Linked DNA regions of Homo sapiens: all the other regions are linked to region 1. A link is a contact called in ENCODE Hi-C or POLR2A ChIA-PET data. All regions are on one chromosome and are shown on one strand. The core of a region is the stretch at or near the end of the contact, and the rest is flanking DNA. Distances in the headings are between cores, read along the strand shown. Region 1 holds the start of ARL15 (ARF like GTPase 15). Region 2 holds the start of SLC38A9 (solute carrier family 38 member 9). Region 3 overlaps ITGA2 (integrin subunit alpha 2).

The links. Hi-C counts contacts between places; a loop is a spot of excess contacts on that map. ChIA-PET counts read pairs that join two places held with the same protein, here RNA polymerase II (POLR2A). Pooled maps may share reads with other maps.
Region 2: a loop to region 1 is called in a map of CD8-positive, alpha-beta T cell, with 6 times the contacts of the local background. The contact joins the promoter of SLC38A9 here to the promoter of ARL15 in region 1. A Hi-C loop is called at or near these places in 4 of 168 maps with a recorded cell type or tissue (B cell, CD4-positive, alpha-beta T cell, CD8-positive, alpha-beta T cell and 1 more) and 9 of 50 pooled maps.
Region 3: a pooled map shows a loop between it and region 1 (2.7-fold over the local background). The contact joins the enhancer-like site here to the promoter of ARL15 in region 1. A Hi-C loop is called at or near these places in 2 of 50 pooled maps. POLR2A ChIA-PET finds 5 or more read pairs at or near these places in 2 of 52 experiments (activated CD8-positive, alpha-beta T cell and activated naive CD4-positive, alpha-beta T cell).

The regions. Positions count from the first base shown.
Region 1 is chr5:54,308,058-54,313,214 of GRCh38, reverse strand. It overlaps ARL15 (ARF like GTPase 15), which reads left to right and starts at 2,642. Exons shown (of 5, transcript NM_019087.3): 1 at 2,642-2,783. The coding sequence starts at 2,736.
Region 2 is chr5:55,709,557-55,714,713 of GRCh38, reverse strand. It overlaps SLC38A9 (solute carrier family 38 member 9), which reads left to right and starts at 2,390. Exons shown (of 16, transcript NM_173514.4): 1 at 2,390-2,497; 2 at 3,215-3,262. RefSeq lists enhancers at 1,484-2,127, 1,963-2,152, 2,243-2,292, 2,863-2,942.
Region 3 is chr5:53,029,220-53,034,376 of GRCh38, reverse strand. All of the region lies in intron 2 of ITGA2 (integrin subunit alpha 2), which reads right to left. The region is part of intron 1 of LOC124900974 (a long non-coding RNA gene); the gene reads left to right. Among named protein-coding and RNA genes, the nearest start is that of ITGA2-AS1, 42 kb to the right of the region's middle. Within about 2 kb of position 2,481, at least 9 of the 41 ENCODE cell types and tissues checked have a DNase peak (open chromatin) inside an H3K27ac peak, as active enhancers do.

The DNA of each region.
Region 1 (5,157 bases), core at 1,393-3,892:
GACTGCAGCTTCATGTAGTGGGTAGTGTATTATCTGTTCATACCAATTCAGTCAAGTTAGCCTCTTTCCTCTGTAGGGGCGGACTCACTGACATCTCAGAAAACATCTAATTGAAAAAATGTGCTCCATATGGAGTTCAAAATCTACAGGTTGTTGTTGTTGTTTTATAAGGACTCTTTCCTAAAATGCAATATGTGATTTTTTAATACATTACACTGACTACAAGGTTTTCATTGATGCCAGTCACAATGAATGTGCAAATTGTGTGGAATAAAGTGAATATTATGGTGCAGTCTTTGGAACTTTTCCTTGAACATATTCTTTCATCTCCCTGCTTTGGCCCCATATACTAATTCTTAGAGGCAGCAAGAACCATACTGACCCTAATGACATGTTCAGGACTATCTTTCCCTAAGCTTAACTTTTAAAGGAAAGGCAGAAGCCACCTGCTTCTGAGTGGCTATCCTCCTCTGCATAGAGACTGATAGGCCTCTCGAAAGCCTGACTGGGCAGTAGCCCACACATCATTTATCACTAAGACAATGGTCCATAAGGTGTCTCTTTGCTAACTCAAGCCCTTTATCTTATTTTAAATATGCTTATTCACGAAGAAAAGCAAAACAAACAAAAAATGTTCCATGACTATTTCTGCTCATTGAGAGATTTTGTTTTCCAAATTAGTTTCAAACAAATTGTGCTAAAGAGTGTACGTTTATGGACGTCCATCTCCTCCAAAATCTAGGTGAAAATCTCTTCTAAACCTACATGTGTTTGAATTAACAGAATGCCAAGGAAAATCAAAATTGGATCTAATAGCACTTTGGGAGGCCGAGGTGGGCGGATTGCTTGAGTCCAGGAGTTAGAAACAGGCCTGGGCAACATAGTGAGACCTTGTCTTTACCCTTAAAATACAAAAAATTAGACGAGCGTAGTCGTGCACACCTGTGGTCCCAGCGACTCTGCAGGCTGAGGTGGGAGGATGCTTGAGCCGGCGAGGCGGAGGTTGCAGCGAGCCGAGATCGCGCCACTGCACTCCAGCCTGGGCGACAGAGAGAATCCCTGTCTCAAAAAAACAAAAACAACTTCCCCAACCCCGCCCCCCGCCCAAACCCTCACAACTTTCTGGCTGTAGGAATTCTCGTTTTGCAGCTGAGGAAACAGGTTTGGAAATTAGACTGCATACCTAAAATCACTTGGCTCATCAACCTACAGCTCCCTCTAGGGGGCTGCCTCGCCCTTATTGGTTATGTGCACATTTGGGGTGAATTCCACGGTCATCTAACAGAACTGTTTTGGTAGTCCCAGGTAAACTTACGGTACGGAAATTTGTTTCTTGAGGATACAAAAAAGAAAGGTGTCAGGGGGAAAGTAAAAATTCAACTCCTAAAACATCGCGTGTAGAGTCAGGCAGTCACTTCATAAAGAGTTCAGTCGATGAAGTTTCACTCTTGAAACTTTACTGTATGTATGCAAGCCCTAACTATTAATACAGGTGACAGCATCCACCTTATCTTCCATTCTCCCTAAGCCCTGAGGGTGGGGATGGGGGGGGGGGCACTCCAATCACCTGAGCCTAAGAACATAGCCTAAGAACATGTGTCTGGCATGGTCTGGTTATTTATAGCCTAAAAAAAAAAAAAGCCAGCTTCTTGTCCGATTCAGGCTTTCCCTGCCCAAACCCACTAGCTTAATGCGATATTGACATTACCAGGAAATGCATACGTCCCAAATGCATCTGCTTATAGATGTTTTTACCTCCTGAAATAATACCGGGTCACAAATACTGTTGTGTTTTTTGCAGAGAGCTTCTACTGCTCATTTAATTCAGGGGCGTTGGATTTGTGCTGAGCGTAATTTGACTCCAAGCATGCAAACTGATCAACTTCTTCCCGTGTGTTTGGGGAGTACAAGTGACTACTGCGACTCCTCAAATGTTTTTCTTTTCCTTTTCACGTGGAGGAAAGCGAATTCTCCGAAGACTGTTCGGCGTTCTACGCAGGGGTTGGAAGGGGGGTTCCTGAGTCACCTCTGGCTGCGCGGGGGGCCTGTGTGTACCCTCAGGGACACCAGGCTGGAATCGTCCACCTTACTTTCAAATGATAAAAGTGCGGAGGGTCTTTCTGCCCCTAAGTCGCGTACAGGATTGCCTGTTTACGGAGTACACTTTCACACACTTCTTTCCCGGTGGTGCAGTCTCGTGGCGGCAGAGCCTTTAGGAAGGCTCTGGGGGGAGACAAGATCAGTGGCGACCACGCCTCCCATGTTACAGCGCTCGCTTCCTACTGGGGGTTGGCGGGGACACCAAGGCTCTCCAGCCCGGGAACACGGAGTTCGGCTCCGTTGTACCCAACTGGAAAGCTGTGGAAACACAAAACTCGGGCGGCGACAGCACCAGCCGATTTTCCGCTCTCTTGGCTCTTTCTTCCGCTTGCACCGCCCCCACCCCGGCTCCTCCGCTCAGCACACAGGAACCCACATCCCCCACCACTCCCGCGTTTCTCTCCTGCCACCAGCTGGGGCCTGCCTTTTATAGGCGCCGCAGCCAATGAGCACGCTTCTTTCCTTCTGCCCGCCCGCCTGGCCAATCGCCGCGCCCCTTGTGTAATCTCCGGCTAGTCGGCTGCTTTCGGCTATTTTCGCTGTTGCTGGCTTTTTCAGGAGCTGCTCGCTCGCAGCCAGAGACGCTGCTTTTTTTTTCCGGGTTCGGAGCCGTTCCGGATGCTTTAGGCTGCCGGATGTCTGATCTCCGAATAACTGAGGCGTTTCTGTACATGGATTATCTGGTAGGTGCAGGGCAGGGGTGGCATGTCGCCTCTCGGATCTCGGCGTGCCCGATGGCCCCCTGCCTTGAGGAGCAGCCTTTTTGCTTTCTTTCTTTGGGATAGGATGCCTCTGGGGTTCTTTCTCCCGCAGCCGGCTGGTAAGCCTTTCCCTGGACTCGGAGGGGCAGCCTCCAGGGCGGGTGGGTGGTGGAGCTGACAGGTAAAGGTGCGGCCTGGGCCAGCACGGCTGCAGGGCGAGGGTCGCGCTGGGGCTGCTTGAGAGATGGGGCGGCCGCGGCGGCGCGTCCCCTGCCCGCGATCGGCTTCCTGGCTTCCCTCTGCGCTCTCCGCAGAGGACTTTCTTTCCGGGGGAGCAGGAGTTTTCCTCTCTCCCTGGAGCAGAACTCCAGGTGCTATTAAAGAGCCATAACCAGAATGGCTCACTAAGTGCCCAGCAGCCCTGGTCATTTGATTGTTATTAAATCTCTAAAGCTATGACCTCGGTCGTGGCGGGGTTTTAAAAGCACATTACCATAAAGCAGACGGGTCTAAACTACCTCGCAGGCTGGCACGAACAGGACTGAGTAGGGACAGGTATAGCCCCACCATTCCGGTCTTGGGTGCGTGCCGCGGTTCCACTGTGCACGGATTGGAACCCGGCTGTTTAGGCCAGGCTTGTGCTGAGAAGTTTAGGTGGGAAAAGTGTCAGCACAGTGCTGGGACCGAACATCATTTTAAAAATGGACTTCTATGTGTCTTTGTGGAATTATGCGAGCACCATGTTTTGTTCCAGAAATTATATTTCCCCAGAGTTGCTTGTTTGCGTTTAAGGGGATCCTCATTTACAGAGACTTGTGTTCGATCCTATACGATTATTGTGTTTACCATGTTGGGCAGAACCGCTATTGCCATGCAGAGTTGAAGTAGACGGTTAGAAACATTGACCCTCCTGTCATCTTGTTGGACACATGCACTCGGTTTTCGACTGCAGATTGGCCTGGCAGAGATTTGCCAGTGCCTTCTAGGAATTACACTTAAGGCTGTACTGAGAAAGTCTGTGCATGCTTTGATGGCCAAGAAACGCCGGACCGGCTTTGTGCTGTTATCTGTGTATTTGGGCTTATTTTAGTGTACATAAAGAAAATGTTTCTCCTAATGCTTCAGAGCTTGATGGTCTTGTGGGAAAGGATGGTGACTGCAGTTAATGCATAGCCTTGTGAATGGAGCTGGATCTAAAATTCTGAATTCAAGTTCTGTTTTGTTGTTCATTTGTTGATGGCAGTAACTTCCTTTATCTTTGTGATAAAGGGATATTATTCACCCAGTACTGTAGCTGGTTACGGGGATTATCTGATTATGAACATTCTTCACAATACAAGGTGCCCTGTAAGTTAAGAGAGCTGCCAGAAGATTATTTTCTAAGTTAAATAACTGATTTAATTTGTAATTTATCTTATAAAATACAATACATGGTTTTTGTCTTGCAGTCTGCCTAAATTAAAGCGAAAGTTTGTTGGGATAATTACCAAGTAGGAAAGGGTGACATTGCCTGTACTACTAAAAGCTAATTTTGAATACTTAAATAGTTCTTAAAAAAGAAAATCAGGTGGTTCTGACATTTTATTATTTTCTTTATTTACCGGATGTGTTTTAAATTTATAAATTGCATCACAAAGCTGTCTTTGAGGTGCCAAACCTATCAAAATGCTTAGTGAAAACAAAATTGATAACTCTGGTTAATTACTCAGGCTAACCTCTAGATAGGCATAGTCTAAAGGTGAGTGGATGAATGTTTGTGGGCCCAAGGTTACCTTAAAAGCAGATTAATTTATTTGCCAATTTACTAACAGCTTTGTGTCAAAATCAACAGGTCACAAATTTGACTTGGCCTTTTTGTTTTACCTGGGCTCAAGTTTACCCTAAAAGCAGATTAATTTCTTTGCCAATTTACTAACAGCTTTGTGTCAAAATCAGCAGGCCTCAAATTTGACTTGGCTTTTTAAAAAGCTTTACTTGCCATACATCTTAGTTTTACTTTTATATTTAAAAAAAATCATTATTTTGCCACTTTATCCATCTAAAATTCACAAGTGCAGTGACCAACCCCATAAAAGCCAGTGGCTACTCTTTGGAGGTGAGAAAAGAAATCTTAAAGGAAACAGTTTAGTTTTTGTGAGTGTGCCAAGTGTCCCCTGTGAAAAGATTTCAGAAAATTCTTTAGCATTAAACTGGATGGAAACAAACAGAAAAACCATCTCAAAACAAAAAACTAGCCCTCCCGAGGTAGCCTTTTTGTGTTCACCTTTTGCTTGTCGACTTTCAGAGAAAATGATGTGCCACACATTATTTTTCTCTTCCTGTCTTTCGGATTGACTTGCTTGCTTATGCATACTCT
Region 2 (5,157 bases), core at 1,141-3,640, 1.4 Mb before region 1:
TCTGTGACACTGGCTGTTTGCCTTTAATGTTTTTGACAAACACTGCCTGGGAAGCTGCCTGAGCCCTGAGGAAGCTCTGAGGCAGGTGAAACAAAGGCAAGCCGTTGAGTTGAACCTTCAGGAAACCATCAGGGAGGTCAAAACACACCTACAATTCCTTGAGGATAAGGTCCATAGTGCTCCCTCTGGTGCCAGCAACCCACACCAGGAATGTGGCTGCCATCTTCAAGGCCACTGACAACTTGGAGAATAGAAGATGACCACAGAACTCTCTTACCAAAATTCAGCAGTTTTTTCTTCATTACATGTTCCCCTGGATTTTGTGAGTTTTTTTTATCAGTTTCAGAGTTTCCAAAAAAGGTGCTCCTGACAGTTTTGCCAGCTTATTCATTTTTGAGTTCCCTACTTTTTTCCCATTTTTTGCTGACATCATTTCATACTATTTACTTTTGTGTTTCCCAGCCTTGCTTGAAATTATTTTCTCAGCCTGGAATGCAGAAAAAAAAGAAAGGTTGCTATCACTGAAACTATCAAAAGAATGTATTACTGACTTGTGTTACTTGACCAGCCCTGACTTGAAGGCAGGGCCAATGAACAGTTAAAAAAGTTTTTGAACAAGAATACCATCAGCAAAACAACTTTTATCTCCCTTAAAGACAACATTCATTAAATCGTTTGCCTTGCATTTGTCAAGCCCTCCATAATAGACGCAATGTTTGAGAGCACGCAGGCTTTGGGATAAGATCTTAGTATGAATTCCAGATCTTCTGCCACTTAGTAGTTGTTTAGCCTTGTACAAGGCACTTAAATTCTCTGGGACTATTTCCTTTTCTGTAAGACAGGAAAAATATACATTTCTAGAGCTGTGATAAAGACTTAAAGAGATATTATCATTTCCAGAACTGTGGTAAAGACTTAAAAAGATATACACGTAAAATTCTTGGCATTCAATGTTAGCTATTTGTTAAATTTGAATTTTTATTTTATTTTATTTTAGAGACTGAGTCTCGCTCTGTCGCCCATGCTGGAGTGCAGTGGCACAATCTTAGCTCATTGCAACCTCCGCCTACCGGATTCAAGCGATTCTCCTGCCTCAGCCTCCAGAGTAGCTGGGATTACAGGTGCACACCACCACGCCTGGCTAATTTTTGTATTTTTAGCAGAGACGGGTTTCACCATGTTGGTCAGGCTGGTCTCAAACTCCTGACCTTGTGATCTGCCCTCCTCAGCCTCCCAAAGTGCTGCAATTACAGGTGTGAGCCATCGCACCCAGCCTAAATTTGAATTTTCAAGTTTAGGTTTTTTGTTTTGTTTCGTTTTGTTTTTGAGACAGGGTCTTGCTCTGTCACCCAGGCTGCAGTGCAGTGGCACCATCATAGCTCACTGCAGCCTTAACTCCTGGCCTCAAATGATCCTCCTGCCTCAGCATCCCAAGTAAGCTTGACTACAGGCAGGTGCCACCCTGCCCAGTTAATTTTTTAAATTCTTTTGTAGAAATGGGGTCTCCCTATGTTGCCCAGACTGGTCTCCAACTCCTGGCCTCAAGTGATTCTCCCACCTCAGCCTCTCAAAATGGTGAGATTACAGGCATAAGCCACGGAGCCGGTCTAAATTTTTAGTTTTTTTTCTGGCATTACAGACACTGTTTCTTCTGGTTTAAACAGAAAAAAGAAAAAGAAACAAAAAGAGCCACTGGCTTCCTTTGTAAGAAGAGCTTAGGGTGGCCATATGCTTTTCAGGGACTGACCTTGAACTGATTTTCATAACAAGCACATTAATTTTACTTAGACTGTATGTTTACTTGGGGAGGTTTTGGGGAAAATTGCTGGGTATGTGGGGTGGGCCTCTAAAATCCTTCTAAAGCCCCTTTTAGCCTAGAGACTAATTTGCAAACACATTTTTAAAAAACAAACCCAAATATCTAGACGACGGAGGGAGCATGCCAACTCAACAGTTTTTTCAAACCAGCTTCCCTTTGTGTCTGTAGGGTCCAAGGACGTAACCAGATCATACAACACGCGCCAGGAAAGCCCAAAAGAGGGGTGATCCCTCGATGGAGGTGCCGCATCAGCGTTTTCTCACGTGGCCTCCGGGGCTCTATGAATGGCAAGAGATTGCATTCCTTCTACTACCCCTCCCAGCCTCCAGCCGGGACAAGGAACTGGAGCAAACTCGGGGCTGCAGTTCCGACTGGACTCGCCCACCTGGGCGCGCCGGCTGCCCAGCCTCCTGAAGCCTCGGGGCTGGGCCCTGCGGTGATGGGCGTGCTGGCCGTCGCAGAGCCCTCTGGGAGTTGTAGTCCGTAGCGGCGAGAGGTTTGACAGCGACCGCGGGCTTGGCGCATTCAGAACTCCAACTCCCGCCGGCCCCTGCGACCCAGGCTATTGCCGCTTCCTGTTTGGACTAGGAGCCCCGCGGTCGCAAATTGCGAGAATTTGGGAAGGGAATCTTTATCTTCTCGTCTAGTTCTCCGAGGTTGAAGGCTCGGCCTGCTCAGGTAGATCACGTTCCCACGTCTAGCAAACTCGCCCCTCGGGGAGGTGGGAAGGTATCCGAGGGAAGGCGGCGGGAAGGGTTGAAGTTGGGGCGAAGCCGGCTGTCACCTGGGATAGTTCTTTGCAGCGCATCGGAACCGTCTCTTCTTTTGGGGCTCAGGGAGGCCATAGCCTGGAGCCGCGGAGACTGCTCCGGAGGCACGGCGCGCGCTCCTCAAGGGCTCAGGGAAAGAAAGTCAGGAGTCCCTCGGGGTCTGAGGAAATCCGAGTGTCTATGGGAGTCGGTGTCAGCTGGAGCCTTAGAGAAAAGATAGGGTTGGGGTAAATGAACACCCTGACCCTCGGGTGAGAGAAGGAGGGAGTAGGAGAATTGTGGGACTTGCAGGAATGGGAGCACCCTTCTTTCTCTCTCTTGAGATAGGGTCTTGCTCCGTCGCTTGGGCTTGAGTGAGGTGGCGCGATCACGGCTGGGAGCACCTTTCTCCATCCCGAGTTGGGGACATCTAGAGGGGGAACATGAGGGAGGAACCCCCTTTGGGCCTTGAGCTAGGACCACAGAGGGGGTGAGGGCCATGACTGGTAAGCCCTCGCCACGCTTTTCACACGACTCAGTTGTGAGAGTGAGTGTGTTGATAGTGGGTAGCTTGACATCTCAGCATAGTAAAGCTGGAAGAGGGGTTTGAGAGCAGCTAGTCAAGCGCATTCTCCTCATTTTACAGAGAAGGAAACTGAGGTCCACCGAGTTGGAGAAACCTACTCAACACCAGGTAACCATTTAATGGCAAACTCGACCAACACCTAATTGTCATGACTCCCAGGCAGTGTCTTATCCATTGCCGTGCTCTGTAGATGAGCACACTATAAGTTGTAAGTTGTACCTCCACCTTGTTTTCTTTTTTCTTTTCTTTTCTTTCTTTTTTTTTTTCAGACAAGAGTCTCGCTCTGTCGCCCAGGCTGGAGTGCAGTGGAGTGATCTCGGCTCACTGCAACCTCCGCCTCCCTGGTTCAAGCGATTCTCGTGCCTCACCCTCCTGAGTAGCTAGGATTACAGCTGCCCGCCACCACGCCCCGCTAATTTTTGTATTTTTAGTAGAAACGGGGTTTCACCATGTTGGCCAGGCTGGTCTTGAACTCCTGATCTCAAGTGATCCGCCTGCCTTGGCCTCCCAAAGTGCTGGGATTACAGGCGTGGGCCACTGCGCCCAGCCTCTTTTTTCTTTTTAATACCTTCAGACATGACAAAGATCTGACATATGTAGGATAGGCAGCTGCTGAGGAGAAAGATTTTTTAAAAACGTTTTGGCCAGGTGCCGTGGCTCACGCCTGTAATCCCAGCACTTTGGGAGGCTGAGGCAGGCAGATCACGAGGTCAAGAGATCAAGACTATCCTGGCCAATATGGTGAAACCCCGTCTCTACTAAAAAAAAATACCAAAATTAGCCAGGTGTGGTGGCACATGCCTGCAGTCCCAGCTACTCAGGAGGCTGAGGCAGGAGAATCGCTTGAACCCAGGAGGCGGAGGTTGCAGTGAGCTGAGATCGTGCCACCGCACTCCAGCCTGGTGACAGAGTGAGGCTCCGTCTCAAAAAAAACAAAAACAAAAACTAAACAAAAAAAGTTTCAATAGGTCAAAATTACCCATGTCCTAACTTGAGAAAAATCTCTCTGCCTCATAAACAACTACAAACTTCGTGTTAAGATAGAAGGTTCGGCGGATTGCGGTGGCTAACGCCTGTAATCCCAACACTTTTGGGAGGCTGAGGTGGGCGGATCATTTGAGGTTAGGAGTTCAAGACCAGCCTGGCGAACATGGTGAAACCCTGTCTCTACTAAAAATACAAAAATCAGCCAGGTGTGGTGGTATGCGTCTCATCTGTAATCCCAGCTACTTGGGATGCTGAGGCAGGAGAATTGCTTGAGCCCGGCAGGCGGAGGTTGCAGTGAGCCAAGACTGCACCACTGCACTCCAGCCTGAGCCACAGAGGGAGATCCTGTCTTAAAAAAAAAAAAAAAAAAGTTGTCACCTATATAGTTGCTTTGTTTCTAAGAAAATAAAATTTACCTTTCCTTCCCCTAGACTTCTGAGAACAGTTAGACTTAGATTCCTTTTCTTTTCTTTTTCTTTTTTTTTTCTTTTTTTTTTTTTTTTTTGAGATGGAGTCTTGCTCTGTTGCCAGGCTGGAGTGCAGTGGCGCAATCTCAGCTCACTGCAACCCCTGCCTCCCGGGTTCAAGCGATTCCCCTGCCTTAGCCTCCCAAGTAGCTGGGACTACAGGCACACGCCACCATACCCGGCTAATTTTTTGTGTGTGTTTTGGTAGAGATGGGGTTTCACCATGTTGGCCAGGATGGTCTTGATCTCCTGACCTCTTGATCTGCCTGCCTCGGCCTCCCAAAGTGCTGGGATTACAGGCGTGTGCCACACACGCCCAGCCAGTTAGCCTTAGATTTCTAATCACAATCTTAAATACTATATATTTCAGTTACATACATAAAATAATATGCTTTTAATTGTGATTTTATAATACTCTAAATACTTACAATAAAGGGTAAACTCAGCATAGGAGGATGGAATACCAACCTGAACTACAAATTGAAATAGTATTGTTTAGTATTTTTTTTTTCTTTTTGGGGTTAGGGGCAGAGTTTTGCTCTGATACTC
Region 3 (5,157 bases), core at 1,232-3,731, 1.3 Mb after region 1:
GTGCAGTGACGTGATCTTGGCTCACTGCAACCTCCGCCTCTTGGGGGGTTGTCATTGTTGAGATGAGACATGCCACTTTGGATACCTGTATTAATAGTGCTGAGGATGGCTTAATTGTACAGCAATAGCATAATAAGTATTTATAAAATTTTTAACAGTAAGTATTTAAAGTTAAAATAAAAGTGTAAGAATATATTACAGTTGGATTTCTAATGTCTTTATAGAATCAAACACTGGACTAAGTTATGAGTAAAAAATAAAATTGAATGGAAGAAGAAAAGGAATATTTATGTTATGAATTTAAAATAAAAGGAGGGCCAGGCTCGGTGGCTCACGCCTGTAATCCCAGCACTTTGGGAGGCTGAGATGGGATCACTTGAGGCCAGGAGTTCGAGATCAGCCTGGCCAACACGGTGAAACCTCGTGTCTACTAAAAATATAAAAAATTAGCCAGGCATGGTGGTGGGCGCTTGTAGTTTCAGCTACTTGGGAGGCTGAGGGAGGAGAATGGCATGAACCCAGGAGGCGGAGCTTGCAGTGAGCCGAGATTGCCCTACTGCACTCCATCCTGGGCAAAAGAGTGAGACTCCGTCTCAAAAAAAAAAAAAAAAATTAGCCTAGTATGGTGGCACATGCCTATAATTCCAGCTATTCAGGAGGCTGAGGCATGAGAATCACTTGAACCCAGGAGGCAGAGGTTGCAGTGAGCCAAAATTGAGCCACTGCATTCCAGCCTTGGTGACAGACTGAGACTCTGTCTCAAATTAATTAATTAATTAATTAATTTAATTAAATAAGATATAAGCAAACTCTGTGAATAAATGAAGTTGGCATGTTAAATGGCACTGCCAGGACAACCTAATGGTAAGAGACTTTTATCTTTGAAAGAGATATAAAGGATGATAATTGGCTAATATTTAAAAGGCTATATCATAAAAGACAAAGACATGATTATTTTGGAAAGAGGATTGGAATAGAATAGCATTCTTGGCCAAGAAGAAGAAATGGACTTCATGAAGCTAATCCAATATGCATGGAAGCTCATCCATGACAGATGAGAATTGGTTGAGGGGATAGGAAGAGGTAGGGAGGACCCAGTTTTTTTTTTGAGATGGAATCTCCCTCTGTTGCCAAGGCTAGACTGCAGTGGTATGATCTCAGCTCACTGCAACATCTGCCTCCCAGGTTCAAGTGATTCTCCTGCCTCAGCCTCCCAAGGAGCTGGGATTACAGGTGCCTGCCACCACGCCCTGCTAATTTTTTATGGTTTTGGTAGAGATGGGGTTTCACCATGTTAGCCAGACTGGTCTCGAACTCCTGACCTCAAGTGATCCGCCCGCCTTGGCCTCCCAAAGTGCTGGAATTACAGGCATGAGCCACCGAGCCCAGCCCTGAAGTGCTTTACTTTTATTCTCACACAAGGTGCTCATAACATTCCAGTTTGATAAGGATGGCATACTTTCTGCTCCAGAGAAGTTGTGTGACTTTCCCAAAGTCACCCAGGGAGTGGTGGGGAAGCTGAGGGTAAAACCCTTGTGCTCCGGCTCCTGAGTATATTCATACAAGAAATTCCTGTCTATGATAGGATGAAAAGATGGATGGTAACTATCATCTTTGCCCAGGAAACAGCTGATGGTAAAGCCAATGATGCTAACATTGGAAATTCTCTAACAGAATTTTTCATTCAAGATTCTGAAAGTTTCTCTTACTTCATAAAGTTTATGTTAAAATAAAATTTAAATATTATTTATAAATGCCAACTACATCCTGTCACTCTCCTTCTTGGATACTTACAAAAATATGTACGTTTGGAACATTTTGTCTCATTTTGCATTAGCTTCCCCTATCTTTATTAATTATCAGCTCTGTAATCTTAGGTTAATTACTTAACATTTCTGAGTCACACTCCTCTCATTTGTAAAGGGGGTAATAATTTTGCAAAGCTCCTAGAGTAATTATGGGTATTACATGTTTGGCAAGGAAAGAGTACTCAATAAATACCAGGTGGTGTTATTATCAAAGTATCACGTGACATAATCTTTGATGTCTGTTATAGAATTAAACTTTTTTTTTTATTTAAAGTTCTCCTATAGGCACATCTGTGGATGACAATGCTATATTCATAACACATGTAGAGCTTTATTAAAGTTTTTCTCAATTAAAAAGTTAAAACTATAAGCTCATATATAGGTGGATTTTTTTTATTTTTATTTTTTGCTATGACACTTGTTCTTTCTATTTCTCCTCTCTCTTTAAGGAAAAAGAATGCACTAGTCCTTGTTAGAATGAAAGACATTTCTACAACTGGAAATACCCTAATTCCCAGTCAGTCCTCATCACACAGAGAGATTGCAGTTCTCTCTGGTTTTTGAGTCACATAATGAGCTCAGATTGTTCTTGCAACAGGCCTTCAGATTAGACAAACAGAAAGAGTGCATATCACCACAAACTCCAGGAAATGATTTTAAACATATCTCAATCCTTTGTAGATTGTTTGTGATAAGAATTGCATCATCCACATTGGAACATCCTGTGTGTGAAGTGAGGGCTCTGAAGCGGGATGGCCCTCCGCCTACACCGAAAAGAGAACAGACCACAGCCTTACTTACAGCCAGAGGGCTGCCCAGGTACTCTACTTGGGAGGTCAGCTTGTTTTAAAATTATCCCGCTCACTTGAGACTGTTAAAAAGGCTCCAGAATTATCAAAGCCATGTCACCACTGTTTCTAGAGTTGAAGTTCATAGTGCAATGAAAGTCTCATAAATGAAACTAGCAAAAGAGTTAAGATTATTTTGTTAAAATCTGGTAGATCCTGATGTAAATATGCCCATAAATTCTTAGAAAACATGGCACACATGACAGAGCTAAAATTGTACTTTAAAAATAACAGAGTGTGATTTAAGAATACTCAGACTAGAGCCTTCAGTGAGTTGTCTGAGGGAAAGGAGTGAAGTCAGGACTTAGATAGAAAGATTACAAAGAAAGTCAAAGTAAGCAGAGGAAAAAGATACCAAAATGACAGCTTCAGAATAAGCAGTAAGGGAATAAAGAAAACAAAGTTGTGTGTGTGTGCATGTATTACATGATAAATCCATGGAAAAAGAACTCGCAATTTGCTAAAGGAATAATTCATGGTCATACCAATTTCTGTGTCCAAAACTAACTTGATTAGTATCAGAAGGAAAGTCAATGTTTAAACAGTCCTTCCCACATCTGCTACTTCCATAATGCCTATGCAACTGTCATAAATTAAGAGTAGAGAAGGGCACAGGGCCCACTGTCAAAACAAACAGGCAATTCTGGGTTCCAAGTTTCATATAATTTTCCTTGAGCCTGAGAGTCGTGAAGACTGCTTGTCCTAACATGGCCCACTCTAGCACTGTAATGGGATAACCCATTCACCTGGATCCTGGCCACAGCCCTGCCCTCTGTGGCAAGGTACCTTGGCAGGGCTGGGCAAATGACAGAGGTCATGAGAAAACCTTGTCTCTCTAATGACCCAGGCCTTGGGAAAAGAAAATGAGCTCTTAAGTTATTATAGCTAGTGACACTGAAAGAAAACAAACACCATTAACTGCAAGGGGTTTACACTGACTGATGTCTTCTATATTATTCAAAGTTGCCTATTCTGCATATAAATCTTCCTCACTGACTCTATTTTACACTCCTTAAGGCCAACAACTATGTTTTGCATTTTTTGCACCTCATGTAGTTTAGAAAATCATGCCCATGGTTTTGCCTCTCTTGTTTCTTTGCTTCATAAGACCAGATCAACAAAAGGACCCAGACAGACTTGCTTGGCCAACTTTTGTTCTCTGTCCTTCCTGCTTCTGAATTCCATATGGTTCAGCCCTTCAGGTCAGACAGGTGCTGTCTCTTCCTCTTGCATGGTGGGGTATGCTTGTATCATCTGGTGGTTAGGCCTTGAGCCTAATCTCAGTGCTACACCTTGCCAGAAAGCTCTATACTGGAGTTCAAAGCCCTGGCCCAGCCAATAATAGAGTGGTGCCTTGCTTCCCAGACCTATTGTCCTGTGTTTATACATCATTCAGGGATGTCATGAGAAGGTCCAGGCAGGATTTAGAAATGTCCAGTGTCCCTGGTCTTACCAGCACTAGGATCTCACTATAAACTACAAATATACTTGTCTTTCAACAATGTCTTGGATACTTAGAGGTAATCCTGGACAGAGAAAGGAGATATGGCTGCCTCTCATGTTCCCAGAACTCTGCCTGGTGGGATCCTCTCAACTCTGTGTCCCTTTTCGTCTTGTTCAACTTCCAACCAGCAGCATGGCCAGTGGTTGAGCCCCTTACAATCCTTGAAAGGCTTATCACCTTCAATAATGTCTATTACTGATGGTGGCTCTTAGATTTACTCTGTCCAGGAAAGCTGTTACTTAAAAGAATTGCTTCAAACTCGGTGCCAGATGTCCTCAGCTAGGCCATGTCTATGAACTAGAACAGTGGAGTTCATCTGAAGCTCCCTTTCAGCTCAAACATCTTAAGTCAGTCTACTATAGCTCACTTTGTATAGCACTTGGGATGAATCATTTAGAATTGGGACTTCCATTTAGTCATTTAACAAATAATTGTTGATCCTTTACTCAGTGCCAGATATCACTCTGGGTGTGGAGAATGCAGCAGTCAACAAAACAGTGTCCCTGAACTCAGAGACAGTGGCAGGAGACAGATAATGAGCATATAAACAAGTATAGATCATTTAAGATAGTACTAATCATTAGAAAATAAATCCACCTGTAAGGCTGGAGTGACTCAGAGAGCAGTCGAGTGCTATATAGATAGGGTTGCTCTGAAAGGTCTATGAGGAAGAAACATTTGAGCTGAGACTGAAAGATGAAAACCATTTGAGTGATGATCTTAGGGAAGACTCTTCCAGGCAGGAGAAAATAATTTGCAAAAGCTTTGCAACAGGAATGAGCTAGGCATGTTCAAGGAACAGACAAAAGACTTAGTTCTTGGAGCATAGAAAGCAGAGGAGAAGGTGTAAAAGATGATAATAGGAGAGAGGCTGACACCCAATCGCAGAGCATCCTTTAAGGAATTTTAATCTAGGGAATGAGCTGTGTTTTTTGTTTGTTTTTTGAGATGGAGTCTCACTCTGTCACCCAAGCTAGAGTGCAGTGGCTTGATCTTG